Regions from separate parts of the Mus musculus genome. Here region 2 is linked to region 1. Evidence: chromatin loops called from intact Hi-C (ENCODE). Cell type or tissue: left cerebral cortex. All regions are shown on one strand.

Evidence for each region. Hi-C counts contacts between places; a loop is a spot of excess contacts. Peaks named below come from ENCODE experiments on the same cell type or tissue, not always from the same donor. Only the 100,000 strongest peaks of a DNase experiment are listed, where the experiment ranks them.
Region 2: a loop joins it to region 1, with 5 times the contacts of the local background. A loop is called at or near these places in 2 of 42 quality-filtered maps.

What each region holds. Positions count from the first base shown.
Region 1 is chr17:93,195,087-93,203,086 of GRCm38, forward strand. Adcyap1 (adenylate cyclase activating polypeptide 1) reads left to right here and starts at 4,082. Exons shown (of 5, transcript NM_009625.3): 1 at 4,082-4,536; 2 at 4,927-5,034; 3 at 7,144-7,275; 4 at 7,699-7,797. The coding sequence starts at 4,928. Gm32465 (a long non-coding RNA gene) reads right to left here and starts at 7,175. Exons shown (of 3, transcript XR_385916.4): 1 at 7,003-7,175; 2 at 1-106. In left cerebral cortex, a CTCF peak has its summit at 1,923; DNase peaks (open chromatin) are centred at 1,959, 3,019, 4,320, 4,806 and 4 more places; H3K4me3 peaks cover 3,932 bases; H3K27ac peaks cover 2,838 bases.
Region 2 is chr17:94,177,752-94,185,751 of GRCm38, forward strand. No RefSeq gene overlaps it. Among named protein-coding and RNA genes, the nearest start is that of Gm32512, 4.9 kb to the left of the region's middle. In left cerebral cortex, no CTCF peak of the experiment used is centred here; a DNase peak (open chromatin) is centred at 4,493.

The sequences.
Region 1 (8,000 bases):
TCACTGGTCTGCACAAGAGCAGATAGTTTAATTTGCCATGGGTTTGCTGGATCCAGATTCCCATTCAACAAATTTCCCAAGTGGAGATGATTTCAAGAGTTGGAATCTGAGTGACAGACAAGACCCTTCAAATGCCGTTGTGTTTAGTAATGGGAAACCCTTTGCAAAGTCAAACTCTGACTAGGAGTTGTATTTCAAAAGACCAAAATCTGTCTCAATACAAAAATCTACTTCTTTGAAGGTAAAAAATTCTTTGAATTGAGTGATTCAGTGTTCAAGACTCCCACATCAGAAATGCAGATGTGTGGGGAGAAACAATTCAGGGGTGCATTAATTTGATTTTTAGCTTGTTCAATGTTTTGGATTAAAACTTGTTTTCAGATCTAAAGGACTAACAGGACAAACAGGAGCTAACACATTAGGAATTTGAAATTAAGGGCCTTTCCTTGTTTCCAATAAACATGTCTGAAGAGTGTTTTTCAGGTAAGTCAGTCATGGCTTAGCCTCAGATACCTTTAGTTGTTGCCTGTTGGAGAACAGTGGTGAGAGCTTGCATTCCAAGATGTTGTGGGTATTCATATTTTCTATAATAATATGATTCTAGCTAATATAGCATTCCTAGATTTCATAATCTGGAGAAAAGTTGACAGCTTGGGAAGTCTAACAAATCATGAGGATGAAGAGAAAGGAGTATGGGTGTTGGACAGAAGGCTTTCCATTCTTCTGTACTATCAAAATAGAAAAATCACAAGGCTTTTCCCTCCACATACTCCACATACTCCTCCTTTTCTCTTCTCCCTAGTCTTCCCAGGAACAGCTGTTTAGTTGAGGGTCTCTTGTATTTGTGCCCAGGCTCCTTCCTGCGTCTTAGTCCAAGTTGCCACATGCATTCCTAAATTAGCAAATGTATGTGGCTGGCTTTGGTCTCCTATCCAGTCTTTGCTGGCATACTAGTTTCTGTGGACAGTATTGGGTGAGAAGCTTTCTTGCCTGCTTTTTGCCTGATGGTTGCTTACTGCACATAGGTTCAAAACTGCAAACTCAAAAGCCTCCGAGATACAGCAGCTTTAAGATTGCACTGAAGCATCCCTGAAATTAACGGCAAATATTCTCTCTTGTGAGGAGTAATTAGGAAGCCAGCGTTGGTCTTTGAACCAAAGCAGAAAGGGCTCAGTGAATGGCTTTGACCAAGTAGGATGCAGTTCCAAACCCACACAGCTCTCAAGACCTCAACACACATAGGTTTCTAATTTTTCTTTTCCACAACCTTCCTCAATTTCCAACGACCAAGGGTTCAGCCTTCTTTCCTCCCCTCAATATTTTTGATTAGGGGCTCAGTCCAGAACTGAGTCCAGAACTGCTTCCCTGATCTCCAGACACCAAGCACACCTAATTAAAGATTGCCATTGGCCATGAAAATATCTGTGAAACGAGCCTGTATGGGATCAAGGATTTTTAGTCCTCTAGGCAGGGCTAGGTGGACTTCAGAAAGTGCCAAGAAAGACAAGGTCTCTGGAGTTTACTCACCAATAATCTCAAATTCTCTACTGAGTTTTTCACTCTACTGAATGGGATTGACTTCAAGTTGTATGATTTTGGGGTACCCAGGCCCAGGGAGTAAGAGTGTCAACAACCCAGATACTCCATTGAACTGGACGCAAGCTAGTGCTTTTGAAGGCTTGCTTACTTTTCTTTCTTCCTTCCTTTCTTTCTTCCTTCCTTTCTTTCTTTCTTTCTTTCTGTCTGTCTGTCTGTCTGTCTGTCTTTCTTTCTTTCTTTCTTTCTTTCTTTCTTTCTTTCTTTCTTTCTTTCTTTCTTTCGTGTTCACCACAACTCCTAGCTACATTTATTTCTTGCTTATTTTTCTTGCTTGTGGGTTTTGCCTTTAACAGACCTTGAAGTCAACCAAACTCCCCACATGGTGGCTCTCTTGACTAAAAAGTTGGGCATTGAATTGTAAATTTTAAATGCGTAGTCCTGGAGATTTTTAAATGTCTTTCCAGATGGAACTCATTTCAGAATTCAAGTGGGAGGCAAAAGTGGGAATTTTAATGGAGTTCACCTTTGACTCAAAAGTCAGGAGAACCACTGTAGGCAATAGTTTTGGACAAGTTTGTTATGAAAAGCAGTCCTGCTGGATTATCTTTCCTGTTCACTGCAAGCTCTTTGTGTGAGGGCCAGGAAAGGTGGACGCTGAATATGTAGTTCAGGGATGTAGTCACCCCAACCTAAGATAGCAGACAGATATAATATAACACAAAGAGAAACATCCCCTGTGTAGAAGTAGTTTGTTGATAGTATTCAATCTAAAGCTAGGAGGAAACTAAGAGGAGACAGGCAGCTTTGGATCATTCAAAGTCAGGAAATAAGGAAAATTTTTGATAATTGGGGAAAGTATTAAACCTCAAACAAAGGTGATAATAGCATTAAAAGTGAGAAATACTGTGGCTTGGAAAAAGTACTCAGGACTAACAGCTTATTTAAACTTATTTAAACCCAAATCACAGTATAGGCAGCAGCACTCGTACTTAATTCTCTCTCTCTCTCTCTCTCTCTCTCTCTCTCTCTCTCTCTCTCTCTCTCTCTCTCACTGTGTGTGTGTGTGAGAGAGAGAGAGAGAGAGAGAGAGAGCTTCAGATAGTAAAAATGCACACTAACTGTTATTGATGCTTCTATTTTCCCTTGAAAAGAAAGGCTCTCGAGATTTCCTAGTGGACCAGAAATTTCTGAATCTTCTGAAATTACTCAGGTGCTTAGAAGGTCCCCAGTGAATGTGATCTTTTCTCATTGCTTTCTTCTTTTCATTTTATTTTTAGTTAAAAATATTAACTATCCCCCAGGGAAGGGTTCCTGGTAGCAACCTTTATCAAGACAACTTGTGCAGGGAATCCTCCTGCATTCCGAGTCTATATTTCCCTAAACAGAATTCAACATGTAAGAGAAATTCAAGAGACACACGTCACACCCTCACAATCTTAAATTTTCAATTATTGCAGAAAACACAGTGACATGGTTTCAATTTTTAAAACTAGTAAGAGCCACGGAGAGTGTGAAAGTGTGTAGACAGGAAAGGTAAAGATCCATCTGAATACTAGGACTAACTCAGAAGAAAAAGCTTTGCACTGAGGCAGGGATTAAGCAGGTTCTGAGCACTGGGACATTCGTGGACACAGAATCCAAGGGAAGATTAATATGAACAGCGGGGTGATTTAGACAATGAACTCCCACAGTAAGAGCACCACTGCCAAAGCTTCAAATTTAGAGGCTGTGGTGAAAATTAAACCAGTGGCAAATTTCAACATTTGCAGCATCTGCGCCCAAATAGTTCAGCACCAAGAGCCTGGACAGCACCACAGGCTCTCATCCTAGTCTCATCCATCAATCTATTCAGAGACAGACTGTCAACCCAGCCAGACTCATTAGATATTTACTGAAAATCCTTATAATTCTTTCCTTTAAAACACAAAACGACTTCCATGTTTAGTAGCCTATTTGAAAAAGCATATGCAAGGAATTGAGAGATCAAAATTAAAATTATTAATAGGAGATCTTGATGGTGCTTAAATCTAGAGATCAGAGTTGTCATTGGTGGGGGTTGAGTGAAAATTAAGAAAAATTAGGGACTCAATAAAAACATGACTTCACCATTCTCTAAATTCTACGAGTTCTTTACTTGTCTTTGAGAAATCAGTGAAATCGAAAACCATCAAAATAATTGGACTTCTTAAAAATTGGATTGTGTGAGTGAAAGGTGTTTATCAGAAGCGGATGACTCCGGATCTTATCATCCTGGAGGACTGCACAGAATAGTTAATATGTTCCTTGAGGGACTAGGATGCTGACGTCTTTTACTGATACCGGATCATTACGTGACTGGGGGAGAAAAAAAAGGAAGTCATATCATGAATAAAAATCGGAGTGCAACAGTGCAACCAAAATATTCTGTACTTGAAGGCAGAAAGATGTTGACAAAGAGGTGTCTCCTGAAACCACGTTCGGACAGCTTATTTTGTTAACTGCATATATAAAAACGAGCAGAAGGCCAGTCACCTCTGTCAGCAGCAGAAGCAGCAGCATCTTCAGACGCAGCCTGAGACCTCAGAGCAGAGAAGGTGCCTCCGACTCCCGACTTCCGCAAGCTGCCAGATAGTCTCCCACAGAGGCCATCTTCCCTCTCCCCCCCCCCCCCACTGACTTTTCCTCTTTTCTTACCCATTAGCTTCTTCTCCCGGTGGACTTAAGTCCACTCTGCTCCCCCTCCCTTTGGCTGCTCGCCTACTCTCTCTTCTACATCTCTCTCCTCGCCCACTTCCTTCGGTGTCACGCTCCCTCCTAGTTTTGTGCGTCTACAAAGTTTTGAGCGGAATTTTAGCCTCGGCAAACAAGTCTCCCCAGCTCCTTCAGCTAATTCCCGCGGCTTCTCTCCAGACACCAGCTCCAGACAGTGACTGATGCTTCTCGGGTTGTGATTCCAGCGCAGAAACTCGAAGGAGCCTTTGCCCGCTGTCCTACTTAGTCAACCCTTTCCTAGACACCGTAAGAGTCTAATAATAAGGGGTTTGTGTGTGTGTGTGTGTGTGTGTGTGTGTGTGTGTGTGTGTGTGTGTGTGTGTTGGGATTCTTAGCATACTAACCGATTGATTGACTACAGGCTCCCTCCTTGTGCTGCCAGCAGCATCAGTGTATTAGTTAGCCTTCTTTAGTTCAAGGTCTGGCTAGTTACTGGGTGCTGGGCACACACAAAGCTATTTTTTCGAACTATACCAAGAGAGAAGTAGTTGGACGCCCCAGCGTGGCTAACTGGTGTTTAACACAGGGAGTCACAGTTTCACTGGCTCCCCAGCTCCCAAGAGTTTCTTCGGGTTAGAAGGTAGAAAGCCAGGAGCGATTTCACTCACTGCATACCCTCTTTCCTCTCCTGCGCAGAATGACCATGTGTAGCGGAGCAAGGCTGGCCCTGCTGGTGTATGGGATAATAATGCATAGCAGTGTCTCCTGTTCACCTGCCGCCGGACTCAGCTTCCCTGGGATCAGGTAAGTGCTTCCCTAATATAAGTTAGGTTTTCCCTTAGCCAGACACCCACTTTGGTCACCTCCCTGCAGATCTGGATGTCAGGCTCCTAAACATCGCTTCCTGAGCACCTAGGCATTTCTACAGCCTTTGGTTAGGTGGACCCCTTTGGGTCCCTAGCTAAGCCTGAGGATCAGACAGGCTCTAGTACAGCCACAGACTCCCTCCTTACTCACCAGTGGAGCCCAGGGACTCAGGTAAAGAGAGTGAGTTTCCTATCTTTGTAGAAATCTTCCCTGTGAAGGTGGCAGGGTGCGCCCCCCTTCCGGCTTAGCTTTTCTTTCTTTCTTTCTTTTTTTCTTTTTCTACCTATTCTTTGAGTAAGTTGGCAAACTTCAGTTCCCAGATCAAAGCCCGGGGCGGGGGTGAGAGTGATGCTCTCCCCACTTTGCTTTGTTACTGCCTAGTCTGGACTATTGGGGCGGGGTCTCTCGCTCCTATGTCCTTCCTGTTGTCTCGTTCGAATTCTTTCCCACTGGAAGAGCTTTCTTTAAATTATGCCCTGTTTCAACTGGAGTTGGAGCCCTAGAATTCCTTGGGGTGGGGGTGTTGCCGACACACGGTTAAGGAAAAGCTATTTGAGAGACGGAATAACGCAAGAAAGAGAAAGCAATGGAGGGAGAAGAAACGGATGCGAGGGAGGGAGAGAATGCCAGCAGGCAGGAGGGGTTGGGAGGACAGCCTAGCTCAACTGGGGATGCAGAAAACCTGGCTTTTGTCTTGGCTTCTGATTCTAATAGTGAAACGCTGCCCAGGTTCCCTGTCGCAGCTCCAGAAACCCTCACACGTATTCGGGACAGTAGAAATGCGTGGGGCCGAGTGGCGTGTGTGCCGGGTGGCACTCAGGGCAGCCAGGAGAGCGCGGCGTTGAGCTGACTCTTGGAGCCCCGCCCAAGACCTCTGCCTTAGGGGTATCTGACCATTGATGTTTTGGCAGACAGAAATCCTAGTTTCTGTAACAGGATTCCAGCATGTGGTCGCAGGGCAAAGCAGGGGTGGCCAGAAAGTCTGGGACCTGGGTTGGGGTATCCCTGGGGGGGGGGGCTGGTTATGTCGGTGCGGAGGAGTTTCTCTGGCCTCTCCTGGGAGGGCCAAAAGGCAAGCAAGAGCCCGCCCCAAGAACGATTGAATCCTGACTAGTGAAGGTTATTTGTCCGGATTGCATTCTGAGTACTCCTGGAGCCCAAAGCCACCCGACTTTGCATTTTCGTCCTCTTTTGCCTGTCTTTTGTCCCACAAAGATGCGATATGTGAGGAGATGGTGAGGTCATTGGACACCTACGGAATGTCAGTCCAAGTCCACCCCTTTCCTTGCTCTTTGAGGTTGAGATGATACCCAGCCTCCCCGCCATTGCTAACAGATAGCAGGAACTCTTTGTTTAATTGACTCGAAAGCTCTTCTTTCACCTCCAGCTATTCTCAAAGTTCCGTGTGCCTAGCACTTTTCCTGGGTGATAGGCTCTGGAGTGCTCTGCCACACCACAGTATGAACCAAACTAGCTAAGTTTAGGGACATCTATTATTCATGTTCCTAGCAGATTCTCTTCAGCCTAAAATAGATGCTGGAGGTTCTCCGTGACCTACATCTGCGCAGGGAAGGGCTCCCCTGGGCTCAGCGGATCGGATGGGGGTGGCTGCTGATGAAGTTGTCCTCCTGCATCCAACCTATCCACTCATTCCTTCTATTCTTCCCTGGGTCTCCCCGTCTCCGAATCATATCATTTCTTAGGATCTGTCTCATGAGAGCTACATGCTACTTAGGGGAGCCTGGGGCAGGTGAGGGAGAAAGCGGGTGTTTTCCTTGGCAGGTGTTGGGGTCTACACGGTTGTCCAGTGGCCCTGGCGGAGATAGTTGTTTCTCCTGAGGAGGTGTGAGCGAATTTCCCTGCGGTACTTCCAGTAGGAACTGCTGCTGGGTGTAGTTCCCTTACCTTGTTCCCGGGACCATTCTGGAAGTAAGGGCAATTCTCCATGGGAGACCATAACGAAGAAGGAAAATCAACTGGACTTTCTTAGAACTTGGCAGAACTAGGAAGTGACTTTTAATGACCCTCCTTTTGGCTGTCCCGCAGACCAGAAGACGAGGCTTACGACCAGGACGGAAACCCGCTGCAAGACTTCTATGACTGGGACCCTCCCGGCGTGGGGAGCCCCGCCTCCGCGCTGCGTGACGCTTACGCCCTTTACTATCCAGCGGACAGGAGGTACAACCCGCCCGGCTTCCGCCTGTGGCTTGGGCCTAACCTGGCAGAAGGGACCGGGTAGGGGCTCTAAAAGTAGGGCTTTTTCTGTTAAAAGAAGGGTCTTTAAGCCTCCCTTCCCATGAGAGCTACAGAAAATTAGCAGTCAGATCCCTGTGGAGCCCAAGCCCCACCACGGGACTGAAAGCTCTGAGGCCAGGGAGGTGTCAGTGAGTGTGCGACTCTGTAGGTGGGGAGCTTTTGGGCCACACTAAATACCACCTTCGATTCACCCCTGGGGAACTTCCCTAAGTTACTCCCAGGTCCCGTGTCACTAGTGGCTGTTGGGTCATCCTTCTGACAGACCCAACAGTGTGAGCCTTAGCTATCATTTGAAGGGCTTGAGGCAGTGAGTGACCCACGTCGCATTCTTTGTTTCCCCATTAGAGATGTCGCCCACGAAATCCTTAACGAAGCCTATCGAAAAGTCTTGGACCAGCTGTCCGCCAGGAAGTACCTGCAGTCGGTCGTGGCCAGGGGCGCGGGGTAAGAGTTTGTGAAAGAGTTAACCTTCGAATGATGCACACGCCTTGGTGGGTGCCCGTGTAGAATCCGGATGGGGAGAGCTGGGGCAGCTTTTACGTTTGTGCGCGCCCAAGCGCCTGAGGGTGTGTCTGCGTCCTGGCAAGGAGGTGGATACTACAAGCCTTGGGCGGAGTTCTCAAAACTGGGCGTTTAAATTTGTCCTA
Region 2 (8,000 bases), 980 kb after region 1:
CTGTGCCAAGTTGACACAAAACTAGCCAGTAAAAAGGTAAATGAATAGGTTCATTTATTTGGCATGAGACAACTAAGGACTTTGTGAACCCAAAGGGTTTTGTAAGTAAACTTTTCTACTGAATAACAATTGCATACATTTGTGGAGAGCAGAAGTGACACAGTAATCAGATGGAGGTGAATGGCACATCAGCCACTGTGTTTCTCATTTATTTGCACTGGGAACATTCAACATCCTTCCCTCAAGCTATTTTGAAATACACAATTGGTTTATTTTAAGATCTGTACTTTGTGTAATTCAGAGGCTTAAGAGTATAATAATATAGCGATTTTTCTATCTCAAGGTCAGAACTAGACTCCGGAAGAGTCATCTTTTAATTTCTACATTGTCAGATACAGAACCCTATAGGTTATCTAAATGTGAATATTTAAAGTTAAATGTATTAAAATAAAATGAAAGTAAAAGTTCTATGCCTAGTCACTGACACATAGCACACAATTAAGAATCATACGCCTATTGGATACTTGTTTATACTGCACCAGAAGTTTTTATCAAATGGCACTGTAGATGACACACTGAGGTTCTTTTTTTTTCTTTATATACATTTCAAATGCTATCTTGAAAGTTCCCTATACCCTCCCCCCACCCTACTCCCCTACCCACCCACTCCCACTTCTTGGCCCTGGTGTTCCCCTGTACTGGGGCATATAGAGTTTGCAAGACCAAGGGGCCTCTCTTATCAATGATGGCCGACTAGGCCATCTTCTGCTACATATGCAGCTAGAGACACAAGCTCTGGGGGAACTGATTAGTTCATATTGTTGTTCTACCTATAGGATTGCAGACCCCTTCAGCTCCTTGGGTACTTTCTCTAGCTCCTCCATTGGGGGCCCTGTGTTCCATCTAATAGCTGACTGTGAGCATCCACTTCGACACACTGAGGTTCTTGATATCACTTCTAAGTTAATTTTATCTGATTAGCACAGACCATTATAAAGTTATTAGTGAAATCAATCTCCAATTTAGAGTCTAATGCAATAATTAAGAAATATTATTTTGTAATTATTTAGGTTCATTATTCCTAGGCAAATTTATTAGGCTACCATGTGTGTATTTCTCAGTCCTAACACCAAGGATATTGCAGAGTGCCATATGTTTGATGGACAATTGGTAATTTGAAACATGTGTAATAGATTCCCCAAAGAATCATTTCTTAATAGAATCATATGTAAACTGTGATTTGGTCCAGACTACTTAACCAGTCTACTCAGGAAAATGACACTTGAGTGTCACATGAAATCTGTGCCGTAAAGGCAGTTTGAATAAATTATAAAAAACTGTAAAAAATAATTTCTTAGATTATATTTTCTAAAATAAAACTTCTTTCATCTAAATTTTCTATCTTAACATCTAACCCATCCCCTCAGCTCACTGTATCTAAATGTCCTGCGCTCTCAGTGCCTTAGATTTATTGCTAATAACTCCCTAATCTCGCTTTTTTCAGCTGCAAATCAGATGGCTACAGCTACAACTATATGTCTGGCCATGACCCTGCAAGGTCCTACTTAGTTTATGACTTGTGGAGTTAACATATTAGCTTCACAGTTCCCGTGGCTTTCACTTCCTTTAGCATCTTCTATAATACTGCTGTTTTCTCAAAAATTTTTATTGTGGCCTCCTTTAGAATGAAGAAGTTGCCACACATGGATTACAATATGCCTTAAAAGAACAGTAGAAAGAGTATTTCACTATTGAAAGAAAAAATAGTGAATGGATATGTTGTAGAATACTGTCCATTTGGGAGACTTGAGATGTCTCAGAGATTATTGTGGAGTCATTATGGAGCAACAAAGAAAATAAAACACCAAAATGAGGGTCTAGAGCAATGGTTCAGAAGTTAAGAGCACTTGTTGCTCTTGAAGAAGTCCAACACCCACAGCAGGTGACTTACATAAGATGGTTTATAACCTGTAACTTCAGTTCTAGGAATTCAACACCTCCTCTGGCCTCTACAGGTCTTAGTTTCATATGTACAATAAAATACACATATGGATGTACACACTCACACACAAAATTTAAAAATAAACTATTTTTCATTAGAATTAGAAGTTGATAAGAAAATATTTAGAAACTGTTGATCCCAATTTTATAGTTCAATGGATGAAGAAAGGAAGTCTACACAATACAGCAGTATCATGTAGTGATTTAGGCATAGACTCTTGCTAAAAGGCAATCAAGTGCTACTTCTGCTATCTACATGCTAAGTCAGGTCTCAGTTTCCTGCACTTTTATAAAAGATTTTATAATATCAACAATAATCACCTTAGACTAGTGGTTCAAAACCTGTGGGTTACAATCCCTTTGGTTGTCAAATGACCCTTTCACAGGAGTTGTCTAAGACCATCTGAAAACACTGATATTTATATTATGATTCCTAAGCAGCCAAAAAATTATAGTTATGAAGTAGCAACAAAAAATAATTTTATGGTTGGGGTCATCACAACATGAGGAACTGTTTTCAAGGGTCACAGAATTAGGACTGCCTTAGACATTTACAAGGACAAGATGGATAACGTGTCATATGTTAACACAGTACCTAATTCACAGAAGCAATAAAGATGATGGTAGTAATGGTGTTAATGATGAATGAACATTATGATGAAGATGATAACATGGTCACTTAAGCTTACCCTCAAGATGGTGTTAAAAATAAAACTTGAGTCTTTGTTTCTAAATCCTAGCCTGATGCCTTGGTCCCTGAAGCCTCTCATTACACTGGTTCAAAGCTAAGTACAATTTGTTCCCTATCTACCTCCAATGATCACAGCCATGATGATGGCCAAGACTGAAAAACAGAGCTCAGGGATGGGCTAATGTCTACCATATCACCCAAATATATCTCTTCTTTTGGCAACAGGTCTGTTATATGCTGAGTGGTCAACAGCTTGTTTTTAAAGATGAGCTTAGAGAGAATGTGATTACTTCTTCTGGGGCAACCTCGGGTCTGTCAAAACTTTATTGCTTGTGTCAACAACTGCCCACCTGGTGTTTCTTTCAAAGTTCCCACTTCCATGCCTTCCTTGATCCTGGGCAGTGCATTATACTATCCATATGTTCTTTCTCCTGCCTTCCCAAGTCTTTTCACTTAAGCTCGGCAGGATGATAGCATCTGTGCCCAAACAGAGCCACAGCAGAACAATGTTCAATGTTCAATGTAAGAACCACAGCAGAACAATGTTCAAAGTTCAATGTAAGAACCTGGCGGTTTCCCAAATCATGAGGGCCTCACTAGATGCATTCCCTTCTTCAGTGGATCCCACTTTAGTTTAAAACTTCTGGAAAATTTTCAGTGTACCTAAGTATGACTAAAAACATATCCATACAAAACCTACCTCTGATTCAAAAAACACAATGTAATATTTATTCTGAGGTAAATATAAGTGGCCATGGCTTGGCAACACAAATTTAGGTTTCCGCAGATACCATATTCCAACTCAGAAATGATTCCATAATTGGGGGGGGGCTGGTTTTTGTTTGTTTGTTTGTTTAGTTGGTTGGTTTTTGTTTTGTTTTTTGGTTTTGGGGGGGGTTGTTGGTTTTTTTTTTTCCAAGACAGGGTTTCTCTGTGTAGCCCTGGCTGTCCTGGAACTCACTTTGTAAACCAGGCTGGCCTCAAACACAGAAATCCGTCTGCCTCTGCCTCCCAAGTGCTGGGATCAAAGGGTTACACCACTACCGCCTGGCCCGTAAATTTTTATAGTTTAAAAAAACCAAAGAAAGTCATAATTCAAAGCATCCTTTTTAACATTTTCTGGTGATGGCATTTGTTAGGTATGTTGAAGCAAAGAGAGGAAAACTTAAAGATTCTCAATGTTACACGATGACATTCTTTGTTTTTAAATCAATAGAAGATACTGATTTATTAATATTTTCCAAAAATTTTACCTAAAGTTGGTTGAAAGGCTATTATGTCAGACATAGAGGTAGACAATAAAGAGATACTAAGAGAACTCAAAATAGTCCAAGATAATTTGCCTCTGGATCTGCATCATTCCAACCCATTACTCTGAAGAAGCTCTGATTAGTCATCAGCATCATAGAATCTTTAACATAGGTGTATCTTTCTGTGAGCTCAGCTCTCAAAAGGGTATCTGTCATTCCAACTCTTACAACCAGTGAAGGTTTGAGGTCATTGACATAATTGAATCTACTAAAATGGAACTTGTATCTTCAGCTATATGTAGAAATTTAAATGTTTCTTGTATTTTGAGACATTCTCTTTGAAAAGTTTCATTTTACAAAAAAATAAAAATTGTTGTTTCTTTCTCCTCCATGATTGTTCGAAAATCTGGACCTACAATGACACATGCAATATGAAAAAGTATTCAACAAACTGATCATATGCCATATGCCTATGAATAGTGATTAGCATCGGTTACCCGCCCCAAAAACATCTGCCTCCATTTCCTGCCAGCCTATTTAGAGCCTTAGAGTCATTGTCACCTGGATCTTGATTCTATTTCTCTTTATTAGAATGTTTATTTAAGTCTCACTAAAAATGTATACAGCTGTGAGCATGTTTGCCCAGAAGTTGCCAAGATGCCAAGGTACACTTTAGATTATTTCACTGGTCAGCCTCCCTCGCATTAAAATACTACTTGTCTGAAACTCCATTATCTAAATGGTGTTTAGTATCCTAGCCAATCAAAAGGGCTTCCAATGAGGATATTCGAAATCATCTGTTTTGGTACTCTAAAGATGTCTCAGGGGCCCAAGTGCTTGCAGTACAAGCATTATGACCTGAAACTCATGGAAAGGAGTTAGTCACAAACTATGTACCTACAATCTCAGAGCTGGGGTGGTGGAACAAGAGGCTTTCTGGAATATAATGGCAGGCTAATACAACACAATAAGCTACTGGGTTAGTGAAAAATACTGTAATAGTTAATAAGGTAGAGAGTGATTGAGGGAAATTCACCTTTAGCTTTCACACACACACACACACACACACACACACACACACAGAGAGAGAGAGAGAGAGAGAGAGGCAGAGACAGAGACAGAGACAGAGAGAGACAGAGAGACAGAGAGAGACAGAGACAGAGAGACAGAGAGACAGAGACAGAGAGAGACAGAGACAGAGAGAGACAGAGACAGAGAGACAGAGAGAGACAGAGAGACAAAGAGAGAGACAGAGACAGAGACACAGAGTGTGAGGAGCAGGTGTGGCAGCAGTCCCAAGATGGCGCCCAGGAGTGCAGCCAAGTCTTATGACTTGCACTTGACTTCCTCATACACCTGAAAATAAGCCACGTCCATCGTGAGAACTGGGCAGGTGCACCATGATGCAAGATCAGACCATATGACGAGTGATGATTCTGGCCAATGGACTGCTATTACGTGGACTAGGCTGATGGGGCATGGAAGAGGGGTTATATAAGGGATTGCGATTGGGGACAGGAGAGAGAGATTCCTGCAGAGAGATATTTTTTTTCCTGCATGCATGTTGTAAGGTTCCTGAATAAACTGCTTTGAGAAGAACGCTGTGTCGTCGCTCTTTTCTGCTAGTCGGAGACAGAAGCGACAACAGAGAGAGAGAGAGAGAGAGAGAGAGAGAGAGAGAGAGAGAGAGAGAGAGAGAGAGAGAGAGACAGAGAGAGAGAGAGACAGAGACAGAGACAGAGACAGAATGTAAATTTGTAAAATTAATAAATTTTACTTGAGAGTATAAGAGGAAACGTGAATTTTTGCTTTGCTTTGAGAACAGTTACTTCGTTGTTGTTGTTGTTGTTGTTGTTGTAGTTGTCTTTGTTGTTGATGCAGTAGCTGATATGATTCCCAAAGAAGAACATCTAGCTCCCAAGAATGAGATGGGGTGTCTTACATAGTCATTATAAATCAAAGAATCTCTTTTGGAACAGTGGAGAGGATGTATCCTCTATCTGGATGTTCAAATTAACCATGTGCTATTCTCATGCACTCAGCACAGCTGAATGCCAGAATACACTGTGTAGTATGAAAGCTACGAAAACATTTCCAGATATCCTCTTCAGCCTTTATACGATGTAGGTATCTGATGACATTGCTTTTACAATTACACATGCTGTATGCTTTGCTTTGTATCTGCAACCTATGATGTGCCAATAATCATCATTGAAGGGATCACTGCCCTGTGTAACATCTATTACTGCTTTTTGCTGTTGTTATGAGAACTCCAAGTAAACTTCTAATGTTTAATTAGATGTGTGACTAATGCTACAGATGGATTTTTCACCATATATGAGGAACATTGTTCTTCTCATATAGCATAGGCTACACAAGTGAAAGAGGCAAAATGACCAAAAGGAATTCAATGGTTCAGGTCTATCCTGTTAGCAGCATATTTGACTACTGCATCCATTGAAGAAGTAATGAATTTTTCTGATTTTCTTTTTTTTTTCTTATTTTTTTATTATTATTATGTATTTATTTCATTTACATTTCCAATGCTATCCCAAAAGTCCCCCACACCTTCCCACACCCTCTCCACAACCCACCCACTCCCAACTCTTGGCCCTGGCCTGCCCCTGTACTGAGGCATTTAAGGTCTGCATGAGCAATGGGCCTCTCTTTCCACTGATGGCCGACCAGGCCATCTTCTGATACATATGCAGCTAGAGAAACAAGCTCTGGGGGGTACTGATTAGTTCATATTGTTGTTCCACCTATAGGGTTACAGATCCCCCCAGCTCCCTGGGTACTTCCTCCAGCTCCTCCATTGGGGGCCCTGTGATCCATCCAACATCAAACTATGAGCATCTGCTTCTGTGTTTGCTAGGCCCCAGCATAGTCTCACAAGAGACATCTCTATGAGGGTCCTTTCAGCAAAAACTTGCTAGTGTATACAATGGTGTCAGCGTTTGGAGGCTGATTATGGGATGGATCCCCGGGTATGGCAGTCTCTAGATGGTCCATCCTTTCATCTCAGCTCCAAACTCTATCTCTGTAACTCCTTCCATGGGTGCCTTGGTCCCAATTCCAAAAAGGGGCAAAGTGTCCACACTTTGGTTTTCATTCTTCTTGAGTTTCCTGTGTTTTGCAAATTGTATCTTATATCTTGGGTATTCTAAGTTTCTGGGCTAATATCCACTTATCAGTGAGTACATATCATGTGAGTTCTTTTGTGATTGAGTTACCTCACTCAGGATGATGCCCTCCAGGTCCATCCATTTGCCTAGGAATTTCATAAATCCATTCTTTTTAATAGCTGAATAGTACTTCATGGTGTAAATGTACCACATTTTCTGTATCCGTTCTTCTGTTGAGGGGCTTCTGGGTTCTTTCCAGCTTCTGGCTATTATAAATAAGGCAGCTATGAATATAGTAGAGCATGTGTCCATCTTACCGGTTGGAACATCTTCTGGATATATGCCCAGGAGAGTTATTGTGGGATCTTCCAGTAGTACTAGGTCCAATTTATTGAGGAACCACCAGACTGATTTCCAGAGTGCTTGTACAAGCTTGCAATCCCACAAACACTGGAGGAGTGTTCCTCTTTCTCCACATCCTCACCAGCATCTGCTGTGACATGAATTTTTGATCTTAGCCATTCTAACTGGTATGAGGTAGAATCTCAGGGTTGTTTTGATTTGCATTTCCCTGATGATTAAGGATGCTAAACATTTGTGTAGTGATTCTCAGCCTTTCAGTATTCCTCAGGTGAGAATTCTTTGTTTAGCTCTGAGCCCCATTTTTAATGGGGTTACTTGATTTTCTGGAGTCCATCTTCTTGAGTTTTTATATATATTAGATATTAGTCCCCTATCTGATTTAGGATAGGTAAAGATCCTTTCCCAATCTGTTGGTGGCCTTTTTGTCTTATTGACATTGTCTTTTGCCTTACAGAAGCTTTGAAGTTTTATGAGGTTCCATTTGTCAATTCTCGATCTTTCAGCACAAGCCATTGCTGTTCTATTCAGGAATTTTTCCCGTGTGCCCATATCTTTGAGGCTTTTCCCCAT